Linked DNA regions of Mus musculus: region 2 is linked to region 1. A link is a contact called in ENCODE Hi-C or POLR2A ChIA-PET data. All regions are on one chromosome and are shown on one strand. The core of a region is the stretch at or near the end of the contact, and the rest is flanking DNA. Distances in the headings are between cores, read along the strand shown. Region 1 holds the start of Prkcq (protein kinase C, theta). Region 2 overlaps Gm10851 (a long non-coding RNA gene).

The links. Hi-C counts contacts between places; a loop is a spot of excess contacts on that map. ChIA-PET counts read pairs that join two places held with the same protein, here RNA polymerase II (POLR2A).
Region 2: a map of gastrocnemius shows a loop between it and region 1 (2.1-fold over the local background). The contact joins the enhancer-like site here to the promoter of Prkcq in region 1. A Hi-C loop is called at or near these places in 1 of 37 maps with a recorded cell type or tissue (gastrocnemius). POLR2A ChIA-PET finds 5 or more read pairs at or near these places in 1 of 5 experiments (Patski).

Annotation. Positions count from the first base shown.
Region 1 is chr2:11,170,953-11,173,652 of GRCm38, forward strand. It overlaps Prkcq (protein kinase C, theta), which reads left to right and starts at 1,430. Exons shown (of 18, transcript NM_008859.2): 1 at 1,430-1,508.
Region 2 is chr2:11,524,744-11,527,443 of GRCm38, forward strand. The region is part of intron 1 of Gm10851 (a long non-coding RNA gene); the gene reads left to right. It also overlaps a transcript of Pfkfb3 not described here. Among named protein-coding and RNA genes, the nearest start is that of Gm10851, 4.5 kb to the left of the region's middle. Within about 2 kb of position 1,375, at least 1 of the 3 ENCODE cell types and tissues checked has a DNase peak (open chromatin) inside an H3K27ac peak, as active enhancers do; it is gastrocnemius, where a contact is called at or near this core.

The DNA of each region.
Region 1 (2,700 bases), core at 180-2,679:
TATGAAGGTCCCTAAGCCCCTGCATATATTTAATCTCCTAAAATACTCAGTGGGAAACATAGTCATGGAGAATATGTTTCCTGACTTAAGGCATAGCTGTGTGATCACTCTGTCATTTCTCCCCAACCCAGTAGGATCTACTGAAGACTGGCTGGAGAAGCCAGTCCTTTCATCTTTGAACAAGAGGATCCTTAGCAGTCACAGACTGGGGCAGAAGTGGGGACCATCACTCCAGCCCTTTGACCTTGTTCCCAGGCATGACACACTTTTCTGCCAAATGTAATAGCCAAAATATAATGGAGGCCTACTATGTGCCAGACTTTGATGTCCTGAGGTCATCATACTTCAGGGCTGGAAGCACAGCCTCTGTATTGTAAGATCCTGACTTGTGGGCTAGTTCAGTGCTTATGTATCAACAAATGGCAAAGTGGATTAATTTTGGCCAAATATTTTTGTAACCTTTAAAACTCTGTGCATTGGTTTTGATGGTTCATATACATTATAGGGAAGTATCGCCATTTGTGGCTTCTTAACACAGCCCCAAGTATCAGTTGATCAAGTCACCAAGCACTTCCATGTCTCAGTGTCATCTGTAGAGTCACATTAGAAGCTGAAACTCTCCGTACCTGTGGCCATTTAAAGATGATGTATGTCAGTAACCAGAAGCCTGCTGAGGAGAACATGGGGTAGGGTGGAGTATTTAAATAGTGTTACTATTTAAATTCTCATACTAATCTGGCCTTCCTGTACTGCACAACAAAAATGTAATTTTATTAAGTGCGCGAAAATCTACCACCCCTTGTTATAGAGACAATCATGAACATTAGCAGCATGGCATAAAAACTCTTAAAAAGACAAATACACCCTAGTGACGAAAAGTTGCTGCCGAAATGCTGTACAGTTTACAGCAGTTCAAAACATCAAAAATCATTCATAAGACTCCACCAAGAAGCCTCTATGCCACTACAGAGCTGTGTCCAAACACACTCGTAGGTAATTAAAAAGCAAACCAAAACAAAAGCAACTCGTAAGCCCTTTGTAATGCAAAATGGATTAAATAAAACACTTCTTTCTGCCGGCGACCTTAGCCCTTCCCACTGGCTGCTCATTTATGGTTTTTCAGCTAAGCAAGAAGAGACTGCTCTCGCGCCCCCCTTTCTGGCACTCAGGCGGCTGAGGCTCTGGCGTCCGTCCCGCTTCGCGCTGCCTGCGGCGTCGCTCCCCGCCCGGTGACTGCTTCATCCAGACCTCCTGCAGCCTCCGGGTCCCAGTCGCGGCAGAGCGACAAGTGGCCAGTGAGGCGTGAGGATGGAGGGTGGGGACAGAGCCAGCAGGAGGAAGGCCGAGAGCGCTCGCGGAACGCAACCAGGCGCGCGTCCCTGAGCCGGCGTGGCGAGCGCCCTCTGGCCGGTGCCGCCACCGGAGTACCCTTGGGTCGCCAGGCCCGCGCCAGTCCCCGCCATCCGAGCAACAGCGGCGCTGCTCTGGGACCGCGGCCGCGACACCAGGTAGGACCCAGGGTCCCAAGTTACCACCGAGGAGTGAGCAGACTGGAGGTGCCAAAGATCAGGGCCTGAAGGGCCACCCGAATGTCTCTTGCAAGTGTTCCAGGAAAGGGTAGGGGACTGTCAGGAGTAACAGGGGTGAGAACAAAATCGAGAAAAAGCAAACTTTGGGGCTCCTCCAGTCGTTGGTTTCTTGTGTGCTGGCGACCTTGACCAGTGGAAGCTGGGGTCAGGGACTGAGGGGCGCTTCCTTCTTCCTTTGCGTTTCCTTAGCACCCGAGGAAAGGCAGGCTAGGAAAAAGGAAACAGTTGCAACTTTATGTGTTCTCCACAAAACAAAAACAAAAACAAAACCATAGACTTGTAAGGAGTGTTTTCTGTCCTAGGAGACCTGTCCATGGAGAACACCTAGTTTTCTGGGAATTTGCTGCAGCGCTTGATTCGGGTTTTTGTTTGTTTTGTTTTGTTTTTCAGGGGCTAGGTTGTATTTTAGGTGTTTGTTTGTTGTTTGATTTTAAAAGTTGAGGTATTCACTTCCTTAGAACAAGATTATTTTCTAGCTTTGAGTGTCACATGTTAAGATGCATTTTGTTATATGCAACCTCTTTGTTCCACTGGAGTTTTAAGAGCTGGCATTATCAAAGTACCACGGGTGACTTTAATGACTCCATGTGGGCGTGGGAGAGAGGTCCAACGGCGGGCTGAACCTTAGTGATTCTGGTGTTCTCTGCAAGGGGAGCGTCACAGAGCTGCCCTGTCCTCTGGGCTGTCCTGCTACTATGTGGGCTGGCCATGGTGCTAATAAAAGATTATTCAGTGGTGACACAGCTGGGTATGTGTGGAGATGGGAGGGCGGAGGGCAGGGGTGGGGGTTGGGGGGGAGGGAGAAAGAGCTTGGGCTGTCAGTGGGAAAAATGGACCGTTTGTGCCCAAGCCCCAGTCCTTTAAGCTGCAGGTGCCTTTTGAGAACACAGACCTAGACTGGGGAATTGTGTGATGAACCTCAGACAAGATATGGGGGATCTGCCTTTGTCTTCTCAGCTCAGTTCATTTGTCCCTTTCATTTAGCAAAGGAAAAGTCTCGGGATTCAGGAGTCAAGGAAACAGAACTTAATGGCTCCGTGCATTTGTCCTGGAAGCCATGCCCACCACTGCTTCTTCCTCCCCAGGGCTTGTTTCCTTGCCTGAGTAGTCC
Region 2 (2,700 bases), core at 125-2,624, 350 kb after region 1:
TAGATAACCATCTCCCAACTGCCGTCAGAGGCTTCTTAGGTTCAGGTAATAGGAGACTATAGGCTGCTCACCCCTAAATGTCTCATCATTCACCGCCTCCCAAGGGTTGGGGACAATTGCAAAACAGGGGTGAGAAAGGCTGTGTGAGCCAGAGGCAGCTGTTGACTACCAGGAAAGTGGCTGTGGGACACAGCAGGGGCAATTGCACATACAACTTTACAGTAGTTGAGACGGCTTGCATAAGACCTGCACAAGCTCAAGCCCAGCTTCCCCAGCATGTAGAAAGAATGGGGGCGTGTAATCAAACCCCCAGATAAAGATCTACTGGACAAACGGTAGCTGCGGGAGAGGGAAAGTTCATTTTCTTTGAGTGCAGGGCTCCTGGATGGTCAACCATGCTCCAGTGGAAGGCTATGTATGCAAGAGAACATGGGTAGTGGCAGCTATACTCAATGTGTTTGGAGAGGGAGGGGAGGAGGAGGGGGAGGGAGGGGGAAGGGGATGGGGAGGAGAGGAGAGGAGGGGAAGGGAGGGGAAGGGGAGGGGAAGTAGAGGGGAGGGGAAGGGGAGGAGGAGAGACAGAGGATACAAAGTTGGATGGATGAGTAAGAGAGATATGGGTGGATCTGAGAGGAGTAGGGAAGGGTGAATATGATCAAAATTGTATGTGTAAAATTATCATAGAACCAATGAAGAATGAGAAAAAAGAAACTGTCCTAAACCAGAAAGGGGGGGGGGGGTTGGCGGCTAGGGAATGAAATGCCTCTATTTTCTAGGAATTATAACCATGTAAAGAACAGCTTGTAGGCTGGTCGGTGGTGGCGCACGCCTTTAATCCCAGCACTTGGGAGGCAGAGGCAGGCGGATTTCTGAGTTCGAGGCCAGCCTGGTCTACAAAGTGAGTTCCAGGACAGCTAGGGCTACACAGAGAAATCCTGTCTTGAAAAAAACCAAAAAAAAAAAAAAAAAAAAAAGAACAGCTTGTATTTCTCTCCTCTCTAGATACTCGTTTATATTATGCCTAGAAACAAAAGAGATGCAGCTGGTGTGTGCACAGAGCACACAGAGATGCTGAGCCAAGGTTATCCTCAAATTCCTAACCCCCCTGCTTCCACTTCCCACCGTCAGGATTGCAGGAAGACACCACCAGGCCCTGTCTCATTTCTATTTGTTTCTTTGTTGCTGTTTGCTTTTATCCTTGATTTGTTTGTTGTTTTCTTGTTTATTTTGGAACGAACTGAGACAGAATGTCACTTTGTTGCAGACTGACCTTGAACTCACAGCAGGTTTCCTGCCTGAGTCCCAAGTGTGGATCACACGCCTGAGCCACCACATCCAGCTTCAGGCTTCTGCTCTTGTCCAAGTCAGCAGGGCATCCAACATCCTAGGTTAAAAAACAAGCCCAACAAGGCCAGGGCCTTAGCTGGCAAGTCCAGGACAGCTCTAGGCCAATGGACCCGGGAGAGGATCCCAGGCTTATCCAGCAGAACCTGAGCTGGATGCCGGTGGCCCCTGCCTGTGTGGTATGATGTCCTCAGCCAGGTGCACCCAACATTGTGAGGCAGAGGGAAATGGACTTGTTTATTGTTTACTGACCAATGACATTTCTAAGAACTCTGAGGCTGGATTAAGAAACAAGTTAAAGGGAGATGGGCTGGCTGGCGGGCCGGTCAGCGAAGTGTCAGTTTCTTCTTGTAAACAGGCCTAGGTCAGTAAAAGGATCTGACTGAGATGTGTTAGACCAGCATGAACCACACGAACGTTTCAGGTTTCGAATGAGCATATGAAGATAACAGAGGTCACTAGAAATACGGGAGCTTCAGAGAAAGGTCAACCTGGTCACATCTGAGGCTAACTTTTTCTGTAACTTCCTTTATGTCACCAAATCTTAGCTTATAAATTTCCTTTTTAAAGTATCTGTGTTTGGCTGTCTCCACACTGATTTTCTTTCTTTCTTTCTTTCTTTCTTTCTTTCTTTCTTTCTTTCTTTCTTTCTTTCTTTCTCTCTCTCTCTCTCTCTCTCTCTCTCTCTCTCTCTCTCTCTCTTTCTTTCTTTCTTTCTCTTTAAAAAAAAAAGCCTCACTTTGAAGCCCAGGCTGGAGTTGAACTCACAATCATTCCAGCTCAGGCTCCCAGACCTTAAATGCCTAACCTAGGCCCAGGGAGACAGGAAGAGAAGGAGGGGATAGGGCTGAAAATGGTCTTAGGAAGCTTGGACTTCGGGAACTCCGAAGTTTCAAAAGCCTATGCCAAGCCCAGTGCCTGTCTGTCTGTCTGTCTGTCTGTCTGCTTGTGGATCAGGATACTCCGGTACTGCTCCAGCTCCCCATGTACTGCCACGCTCCCTGCCATGAGGATAATGAGTTAAACTTCTGAAACTGTAAGCAAGTCCCCAGTTAAATGCTTTTTAAAAAAAATAAATAAAGGGGGAACAAATACTCACAGGAGGAAATATGGAGTGTGGAGCAGAGACTGAAGGAAAGGCCATCCAGAGACTGCCCCACCTGGGGAATCCATCCCATATACAGACACCAAACCCAGACACTATTGTGGATGCTGGGAAGTACTTGCTGACAGGAGCCTAATATGGCTGTCTCCTGAGAGGCTCTGCCAGAGCCTGACAAATACAGAGGGGGATGCTTGCAGCCAACCATTGGACTTTGTATGGGGGTCCCTGACGGAGGAGTTAAAGAAGGAACT